Linked DNA regions of Homo sapiens: region 2 is linked to region 1. The links are chromatin loops, found by intact Hi-C in ENCODE. Cell type or tissue: heart right ventricle. All regions are shown on one strand. Each heading gives the region's core, and the rest is flanking DNA. Links, peaks and the distances in the headings are about the cores only.

The links. Peaks named below come from ENCODE experiments on the same cell type or tissue, not always from the same donor. Only the 100,000 strongest peaks of a DNase experiment are listed, where the experiment ranks them.
Region 2: it touches region 1 in a loop (2.3-fold over the local background); 10 of 110 quality-filtered maps call a loop at or near these places.

The regions. Positions count from the first base shown.
Region 1 is chr6:163,436,471-163,441,667 of GRCh38, reverse strand. All of the region lies in intron 1 of QKI (QKI, KH domain containing RNA binding), which reads right to left. Among named protein-coding and RNA genes, the nearest start is that of QKI, 24 kb to the right of the region's middle. In heart right ventricle, for the core only: no CTCF peak of the experiment used is centred there; a DNase peak (open chromatin) is centred at 2,551; H3K4me3 peaks cover 660 bases; H3K27ac peaks cover 1,427 bases.
Region 2 is chr6:163,528,417-163,533,613 of GRCh38, reverse strand. All of the region lies in intron 3 of QKI (QKI, KH domain containing RNA binding), which reads right to left. Among named protein-coding and RNA genes, the nearest start is that of QKI, 120 kb to the right of the region's middle. In heart right ventricle, for the core only: no CTCF peak of the experiment used is centred there; a DNase peak (open chromatin) is centred at 2,293; H3K27ac peaks cover 2,360 bases.

The sequences.
Region 1 (5,197 bases), core at 378-4,377:
CCTATTTTTAAACAGCAACTTGCCTCAATCCATAGGAACACTCCAGATCCCCTTTACCCTTCAATTTTATTTCTATAATTCATATTTCCTAATACATTACTGTACTTGTTTATTGATTATTGCCTGTTGACATTAGAATGTTAGCTGAGAGGGCAGATAGCTTTGTTTTTGCCTTTTGCTATATTTGTAACATCTACATCCTTGGAGAAAAAACACCTTTTGAACAAATATTAGGACTATTAGCACAAAAACACGCAAAGCTCCAAAAATATTTCTTGTAACTTCACTCAAGCATCAATATGGCATCTGCTTGACAATTCTAGCTAGCTTACTCCTCTTCCCTTTAAAGTAATATAAATGCACAGTGCTCTTCTGCAAATGGCTTGGTCTCTTTATTCTGGACTTGAGAAGTTTAGAACACTTTGCTAATAACATATGTTCATTACATCAATGCTAAATTCTTCCAGTGTATCTTACATCAGATGAGAAAATAAAATATACAGGCATCTAAATATGTGCTTAGTCTTGGCTTTAAGAAAAAAACCGAGCCAATAAGGAAAAGGCTGCTCCTGCCAGGATTGCACAAAAGGACTGCAATCATCCACTCCTACTGAGCTTTATCATAAACCCTATATTCATAGCCTGCACAGTCCTAATTAACCCTGTACTCAAAGTATATTTAGTAAAAATATATTCAGAACATAATAAAATAAAAGCTTTTTAATTTCCTAAAAGTAAAAACTTTACAAAATTGAACTGACCTGAATAAAGTATAACCTGTTTTAAAAAAAAAAAACTGTCTTACCAATGATACAATATAATGATTTTTTTCGTATATGCATTCAACAACTATGTATTTTACACCTACTCTGTACCAGGCACTGGCCAAGGCCCTAGGAATATAGTCATGTGCAAATACAGACATGGTCCCAGTTCTATAACAAACTAAATGAACAAAAACTATAGTTGAAGCAGAGTAGCAAAATAAGACCTCTTAAAAGAAACCTCTAAACATACTTCATAACACAAAGAATAATTTTACCTTTTATTGAGTTTCTACATCTCATCATATAACTTAAACTAAGGAAGTTATGCCAATATTAAAAGCATTATGTTGGATTCTACAGTCATTCAGTCTATATGGCTAGGAGATACAAATCCAGAATTCAGAGTAATGAAGTCTAATGTCTTTCCACATAAAAAGCCTCCCCAAGAACTCTGTGGTGGAAGTCAGCATTTTATTCCATTATTATCAGGTAGATTCCCTTACAGGTAAGTAATATTTTCACCTTCATTTCATAGTTAGGAAAGAGAGATTTGGGGATTAAGTACTTTCACCAAAGACCACATAAAGATGAAAATCTAGCTGACTCCAAAAGCTGTATTCTTTTACTCATACCATTTGGCCTCTCCAGCACTACTGCTCCATCCCCAAAGTTAAATTTGGTTGCTGCTAGAGTGAGTGATCATGATAGTGGGAAAAGCAGTGATGACAGATGGTAAGAGCTAGATAGAGAAGAAGGAAAAGATGGGGCAGTGAGTAGAAATTAGAACTATGAATAAAGTAAAGAACAAAAAAGTAGAGACATATACAATGAGGGGGGAAAGGAAATGGTATATTCAAATTAAAAGTGGAATGAAAATCAGACAAGACATTCTCATTTAAGCTTTTCACCATCCATATTTACTCATCCATGAGGACTTCTAAGATTATTCTAGGCCAGGCACAGTAGCTCACGTCTGTAATTCCAGCACTTTGGGAGGCCAAGGCAGGCAGATCACTTGAGATCAGGAGTTCGAGATCAGCCTGGTCAACATGGCAAAACTCAATCTTTACTAAAAATACACAAATTAGCTGGGCGTGGTGGCACACACTTGTATTACCTGCTACTCGGGAGGCTGAGACATGAGAATTGCTCACACCCTGGAGATGGAGGTTGCAGTGAGCCAAGCCACTGTACTCCAGCCTGGGCAACAGAGTGAGACTCTGTTTCAAAAAAAAAAAAAAAAAGGATTCAGGACGCGGTGGCTCATGCCTGTAATCTCAACACTTTGGGAGGCCGAGATAAGTGGATCACCTGAGGTCAGCAGTTTGAGAACAGCCTGGCCAACACGGTGAAACCCCATCTCTACTAAGAATACAAAAAAAAAAATTAGCCATGTGTGGTGGCGGGCACCTGTAATCCCAGCTACTCGGGAGACTGAGGCAGGAGAATCACTTGAAACCAGGAGGCGGAGGGTGCATTGAGCCGAGATCGTGCCACTGCAATCCAGCCTGGGCAACAGAGTGAGACTCCGTCCCCCACCCCCCCGAAAAAAAAAAAAAACAAAAAAAAACCACGAAGGATTATTCTAGAGCGAAAATTCTGAGTTTGATAGAATAAATTCTTTCGCTTGAACAACAAATATTTGTAGGTGTCTGTCATGTAATACATGCTCAAGAATCTGCTATTATTAATGCAGTAGTTCCTATCTTTCTGTGGTATCAGACACTGTGCTGGAGACACACTGGTAAGCCATACAGCCCTTGCCCATGAAGACCTGGCAGTGGGCCAAGCTGTGGAGGTGAAAGAAGATGAAACTGATGATCTGGACCCTGTGCAGGCCTAGGTTAATGTGTGTGTTTGTCTTCAACAAAAAGGACTCAGAAGTAAAAATTAAATAGAAAAGTTCGAAAACAGAAAAGAGCTTATAGAATAAGGATATAAAGAAAATATTTCTGTACAGCTGTATAATGTATTTGTATTTTAAACTGTAATTGTAGTCAAAGGTTTAAAAAATTTAGAAGTTTATAAAGTTATAGTATGTTAAGGTTAATTTATTACTTAAGAAAAATATCTTTTATAAATTCAGGGCAGCCTAAGAATACAATGTTTATTAAATCCACAGTAGTATCCTAGGACTTTCACACATTCACTCACCACTCACTCACTGACTCACCGAGAGCAACTTCCAGTCCTGCAAGCCCCATTTATGGTAAGTGCTTTATACAGGTATACCATTTTTTATCTTTTATACCACATTTTTACTGTACCTTTTCTATGTTTAGAATGTTTCTACGTTTACACAAATACCATTGTGTTATAACTGCCTACAGTATTCAGTACAGTAGCATGCTGTACAGGTTTGCAGCCTAGGAACAAAAAAGGCTATACCATACAGCTGAGGTGTGTAGTAGGCTATACCATCTAGATTTATGCAAGTACACCCTATGATGTTCGCAAAAGGAAATAGCATAATGATGCATTTATCAGAATCTATCACTGTCTTTAAGCAATGCATGACTTTATGTGTATGTGTATATATATCTTTCTCTTTAAAATAATAATAGTACTGGTCATCAATGTCATTATAAATGATGACTGTGATGTAAAATTATATTCTGGAAATACTGTGTTCTGATAGATCTGAAAGACAGTATCTACTGATCTGATCATTATTTATCTGAAATATTATCTGAAATCTGAAAATGGTCTTTTCCCAGACTTTGTAGGCATAAAAAATACTTAGAAAAGACACCTAACAAATGCTGTTTGCAAATGACTTCTCACATGTAGATCTACTATACATAGCAAAAGGAAGGTAGAATGTAACAGGTTAATTTTCCCAACTCATTTTTACTAAGTTCCTCCTTAAAATTCAACCACATAATCCAGAAAACCTTAAAAGCTACTCAAACACAAACCTCACAGTACATTTAGCTTATGAAAATGACCGTCAAATACTTTTCCAACACTCTTTTTAAAAGGTCAGAGCTTTTTCTTCCAGGATCTGACCTTTTTTGGCTTAACCACTTTTCCGGAGTTTAAAATTAGTTTAACCACAAATGAATAATTTGAGGGAAACAGAGATGGGAGGGGAGGGCATTTTAGCGTCTAATACATATTGACACAAGTTTGGAAGGTATATTTGCATTACCGTAATGTAAATTTGCATAACTATAACTCAAACCCTAAAATAGTTATCTAAACAAAAACAAAAAACTGAAAAGCATCACACCTGAAACCCTCAATGTGAAACAGTAACATTACTATGGCTAATTTAGTGATGTCACTGTTCAACACATGATTCTAAAATCCATTCACAACCACTCAAAAATCTCAATTACTTCAGGTGTTTTCCAGACTGTGGCATAAACAATCTTGAACTAAATTATGGCTACATTTCGGGTGTGGATTTAAGCACATAACAAGAAAAACTCTTTTTAAAAAGTAAATCACCACCAGTATCTATGGGAACTGAATTTAGTATCATCTCATAAACAAATAATTATATTCAGCTAATTATACTTTGATAATCGATACACTAAATTTATAGCCTGTTACAGAAAAACAGTAAAATTTTAACATAAGTACTATATGTATACATACATCACTTGTATCATTTAAATTATATACATATATAGCTTATGTATATACCTTATTCTAGCTTCGTGTTACACGTTAAATTGCAACAAATTTTAATTTTCATCTGAAAGTAAAAATAAAGCTTTCCTGGATCAGGAGAACTAGAGTTAAAATAATTAAACTACATCATCTCTCTCACAAAGGCTTTACCTCTGAATTCTCAACTTGCCACAGCTTCCTTCAGCCAAATAAAACAAATGACCAAGTATCTATGTCACCGATAAGGGAATTAAAGAGTTGATTTATTTTGAACTCTCCTCTCCATGGAAATTGAGAGATGGCTAAACATTCAAATGTATCTCCAACATTACATGCTCTTCTCCTATGAATGTAATCATTCTCCAAAAAGTCAGGCTCTTAATTTAGATGGAACTACTTTCAATGAAAAATATACAATTTACTGGTTCTTGCTTTAGCAAGAAAAGGAATACTTCTATTTCTTCTTCCCTTTTTTTTTTTTTTTTTTTTTTTTGAGACGGAGTCTCGCTCTGTCGCCCAGGCTTGAAAGCAATGGAGTGATCTTGGCTCACTGCAACCTCGGCCTCCCAGGTTCAAAAGATTCTCCTGCTACAGGCACACACCACCACGCCCAGCTAATTTTTGTAGTTTTAGTAGAGATGGAGTTTCACCATGTTGGCCTGGCTGGTCTTGAACTCCTGGCCTCAAGTGATCAGCCCACCTCGGCCTCCCAAAGTGCTGGGATTACAGGTGTGAGCCACCGCACCTTGCCATTTCTTCCTTTTCATACCTTCAGTCTCATGACCACCTCAGTAAGTTGTTCCCTGAATAGA
Region 2 (5,197 bases), core at 756-4,755, 92 kb before region 1:
ATCTTTACAAAGCTAGGTTGTTAGCGGTTGCTGTAATAAAAATCAAGAACATACAAAAATCAATGTGGAACAAGAAAAGAGGGTGGCAGTACAAAAATCTGATTCCAAAGTTTGAGAATTTGAACAGCACCCAAGAAAATACAAATGCTATTAGTAAAAATGTGGTTATTTACAAATAAAATGTATAGTCTGTTTCAAAGTTGTTTGTAGAGTAAATATTTAATAAACAGAACTCTGAAATATTTCTTTTTGACTAGGGTACACCATGCAAACTAAGTGGGAAACCAAGGAGTCAATGAATCAAGAAACTGGAAACCTCAGGGTTATCTGTATGGCAAGAAATAAAATATGTATTAATATCTCTAACTGTGGCAAGAAAAATTAGTTTTGTTATCCAGATTTCAATTGTTATGTTCAAGAATGCTAACAGTATTTTCTCACCAAAATTTGTATTTTTTATTTATCTTTTTTTTTTTGGAGAGAGACCTACAAAAGCTACTAGTCTGGTATTATTTGGTGGGCCTAAAAGTGCACCTATTTGACTAAACGCATATATATGAGGGACTTCTGTTTCCAGGCAAGATATAGTAACAGGAACCAGATTCACCTTCCTGCTGAAACAACCAAAAAACTGGCAAAACGTATCAACAAGTTTCAAGCCACTGGACATCAGACAACTAAGGACAAATGACACAGAGTTGGGAACAACTGAGGTGAGCCTATAACTGCCCCCACTCACTGGCTTGAGAGTCTCCAGACAACTCCATGAGGAGACTAAGCAAGAGTCCAGGGAAACCGAGGCAGCCAAAGCTCAGAGAGTCCTGGGAGAGCTGCCACTCAAATATTCAGCTGAACCCTGATCGTTGCATACTTGAGAGAAAATTCCAGAGGCCAGGGAAGGAACCACCCAAAAGGATTCCAGGTCAAAGTGCCTGGCTCTAGAAAAGAACAAGACTGAAAGACTTGAAGGATTCCCCACGGGTAAGGGACACAGAAAGGTCTTGCCTCAGTGGTAGGAAAAAACTAAACCTAATCTAAGCATTGTTCCAGTACAACTAAATACATTTTAAAAGTAAGACCAAATGCCTTAAATTATTTCCAACTAACTTAACTGTGTCCCAGGACAAAGCTCAAAGATATTTATAGGAATATAAAAATATCCACCCAACAAGGTAAAAGTCTGGCATACAATTAGAAATTAACGGGCATGCAAAGCAGCAAGAAAAATGCAATACATGAGACCACCTCCCCCCCAATCAATTCACTCAAACCAATCTAGAAGTGATACAGATGTTATTATAAATAGACAAAGACATTAAAAGCTCTATGTGTGTGTGTCAAACACTAATGCATATAGATACTAATACAATGAAAACTGAGGAACATTTATAATCAAATATTTTTGAGAAAAGCTTAAGAATAAAAACTAAAATTTGACTTGCCGCAGAAACCTCTATACATGGAGAAAAGCCAGAGAATTTAAAAGGAATAATTATTTTCATGATAGAAACAAAGTTGCAGTATTATTTGCCATTTTGCTTTATTGCAAGAATACATTTTTAAGGTGTAAAACACTTGGCCAATGCGTACTCTTACTAATTCAACAACTTAAATGATAGTTAAAAATATAAAAATAGGAGAAAGCTACATCTACCCTGTTTGCTTCAAAATCAACATTTTTGCTTACACTTTTAAAAACAATTGAAGGAGCAAAAATTTTCAAAGATGGAGAAATTAATGGAATGGTGTACTTACACTCCCACCAAAAATTCTTCTACAACACTGCAGAGTTTAAAATGTACAAACTCAGCCGGGCACAGTGGCTCATGCCTGTAATCCCAGCACTTTGGGGGGGCCGAGGCAGGAAGACTGCTTGAGCCCAGGAGTTCAAGGCCAGCCTGGGGAACAGTCAGACCCTGTGTCTATTATAAATAAATAAATAAAATGTCCAAACTCGTAAGAAGTAAGAAAATGGGAAAGGAAACCATTTAAAAATTAAGAATCTAGAAAGCAGATGGTTAACTTAAAATTTACCTGACTCTAGTTAAGAAAGAAACTTATTTCCTTGCAATCCACCCCAAAAATACTGAGGAAATGGGCAGCAGTGAAAACAGGGGTGAGGGTGGGGCTGAGATTGCAGGACTAGATGAACTCTCATTAAAAAGCAGTTCAATTCCCATATCCCCTGTCCACAAATGGCTAGCTATCAAGCACTCCCTAATTCCCAGCAGTAGACCAGAAACTGATTCTGAAAGGAAGTAAAACACTTGCTCAAACTGCATTAGGAGAACAGTTGACAGGGTAACTTCCACTCTGACAGCTGGGCTGGCCGGCCATCTCCCCTGCTCCAAATGCAGAGCAAGGGAACCCAGGCCCACATCTTGGGGACAGGAGACTTGAACAACTGACCCTTCAGAGAGTTAATAAAAGACGCTACAATGCTGAAACAAGAATGCTCTATTTAAAAATTTTGAATACAAATAGAAACTCCTGCAACTAAAAACATGAGAGCAAAGATGAAAAATTTGATAGAAGGTTGGAAGACAAACTGAGGAACTCTCCAAGTAGCAAAAGACAGAGATAAAAAAAAATGGTGCAGAACTGTATAATATTAGAGGACTAGTCCAAGAGGTTCAGAAACTGAAATGACGATGTCCAACTACCAATATAAAGAAAAAGAAAGCAGAGGGAGAAAAATCATCAATGTTATATATTTTTCGCAAAACTGAGGGATCTGAGGTTCCAGATGAAAAGGACCCACTGAGTTTTCACCACAAGGAATAAATGAAGCGGACACTTCAAAATCAAACAATGTAGCAATTGAAAGTAAACACTAAAAGCACCTCTTTTAGTGTTTTGGAGGGGGTGCAGTGTGAAGAGAGAGACCGACCAACCCGTTTTCCACATCAGGCCTCAGAAAATCTTTCATCCATGTGCATATCAAATGTCACACAAAAAAAGGCTTTGAGGTCATGCTACGCAGAAGCCATGAAGCCATATTCATTCTACTGTAGTCCATTCCAGCTCAAGAAGAGTTAAATTCCTTCAGTGAGTTTGCAGCTTAGTAATTATTTAATACAAATACTATTTCTCCCTGTGATCTCATTCTGTTTCTTAAGCAGATTATAAAGGCAATCTGGGATTGGCAAATTTTATAGAGAAATCAATAAAACACACCCCAAAAGGTCCTCTTTTAGTCATTAAGGATAGATGCAATTATAGGATGGTTACTTCTGAACTTAAAATATCCATAGTAAGAATCCACTCACAAAACCCATTTTCTCACTTAAATACATCAGGACAAAGAAAAGGTTGAAATAAGCAGACAGGAGGGATGATGATATGGACGCACACCAAAAATGCTGTATTTATTAGAAACTGTGTTCTACGAGGCATTCGTTTCTTTTTACAATTATGTTTCAAACAATCTTTCAGGGGTTAATAGCTGAGATACTGATGTGGAAAAAAATAGCTCATGACTACTATAATGTCTGTTTTACAGTTACCATTTGCAATATCATTTCATAATATATGTGCTACTAAATCTTCAGCAACATAGAAGAACACAGTTTTGCATCAATATAATCCCAAATTTACATTTTCCAGCACAGTACTGCCCCCTGATTTCTAGACCTCCAAATTCAACTGCCAACTAGAAATGTATACTTCAATCTCTAAAGCAGTCTGAACTCCACATGTCCAAACTGGGGTTCATACCTCCCTGCTGCAAATCTGTCCACAATTAATGTCTCAGCTATTACTCATCCTGAATGAATTTTCTGAATCAGCGTGGATTTTTAGAATTTGAGGCTTTGTAGGAAATCTCTGAAACACAGTCATGGCTTACTTGTGCTTTGACAGAGACTGGCTGCTGCACATGCACCCATTCACATCTATCCACACTAATCTGAAGTGCCGTGTTCATTCACTTCCCACGATAGGCTCAGATTTACTCCATGCTGTATTACTGGCCATTCCCCAAACATGGATTTTGACACCCATAAGTTTATGGAAGCTATCTATCGCCTATGTCTAGAATGCCTCCTTTCCCTTTCTTTAATATTTACTTTTATTTCTTTTTTTTCTGTATTATATAGTAACTTAGTTATCTGTGCATTGTCTTTTTCTAGCTATTAGAAAGTTTGCTCCAAGTTGAATATCAGAATCATCTCACTGATTTTCATACTCTTGACAGTATGTACACATTGATTTTACACATATCTGGCTCTAAACAAGTATTTACTGAATTGAATAATTGAACTTTTATGATTGAAGAGCATCATTCAAATCAAATATCAAACTGTGCATGAATATGCTGCAGCTTTCCCACAGTGCTCTGCTGTACTAATGATTACTGTGCCTGTTTAGTTAATCCCTCATATATTCACCTTTGCTCCTGTATCTTGGTTTCTGGGACGGCTTCTTTCTTTCTCCTTAGTTACCAGGTGTACATGACAATTTTTACTCCATTTCTTGTTCTCTTACTTCTAGTCAATTCTCCCAGATTTTCTACAATAACTCTTATGAGGTCTGGTTTTCACAACCCATCAGTCTGCTTATCTTTTACTCTAAAACCTCAATGCTACCTTGTTTTGATGTATCAGAAGAACAGGAGACAAGATGGGTCAAAAGTATTTTTTAAAACTGCAAGACTAAAGTTCTATCTCAATATAACAGCAAAGTGACAGCACAGGCAAATTACATATAAATACTATATGTATAAATATGTTCAGAGCTCAAAACCACTAACCTTCCATCTTTTAAGGTAGGGTGCAATAACAACAGAGGTTCCATGGAAATGGAAAATAGCTCTATTTATACAGCAAATTCAAATATAGTAGCTTGCTAAGCAACTTTATAATTCATTCACACTTGATGGCAGAGCAGATAGTCACAATTATTAATGATTATCATGGTCTGTATTCTTGACAAGTATACTATGGTGAGATAAATTAGACTTAGGTGATGATAAGCAAACTTAAAAATGAAAATGATGATGGCAACTAAGCTTTTATCAAACACTGCTTGCCAAGGACAATGCTAAGCAATATAAATACATCACCTCATTCAATCCTCATAAGTTACATGAACCTGGGACTATCAGTCTTACCAACATTTAACATGATTTAGTCAAGTCAGGCAGTAAGTGTTGTACCACCAAGCTACCATACCTAGCCAGAGCAACTTTACAGCATGC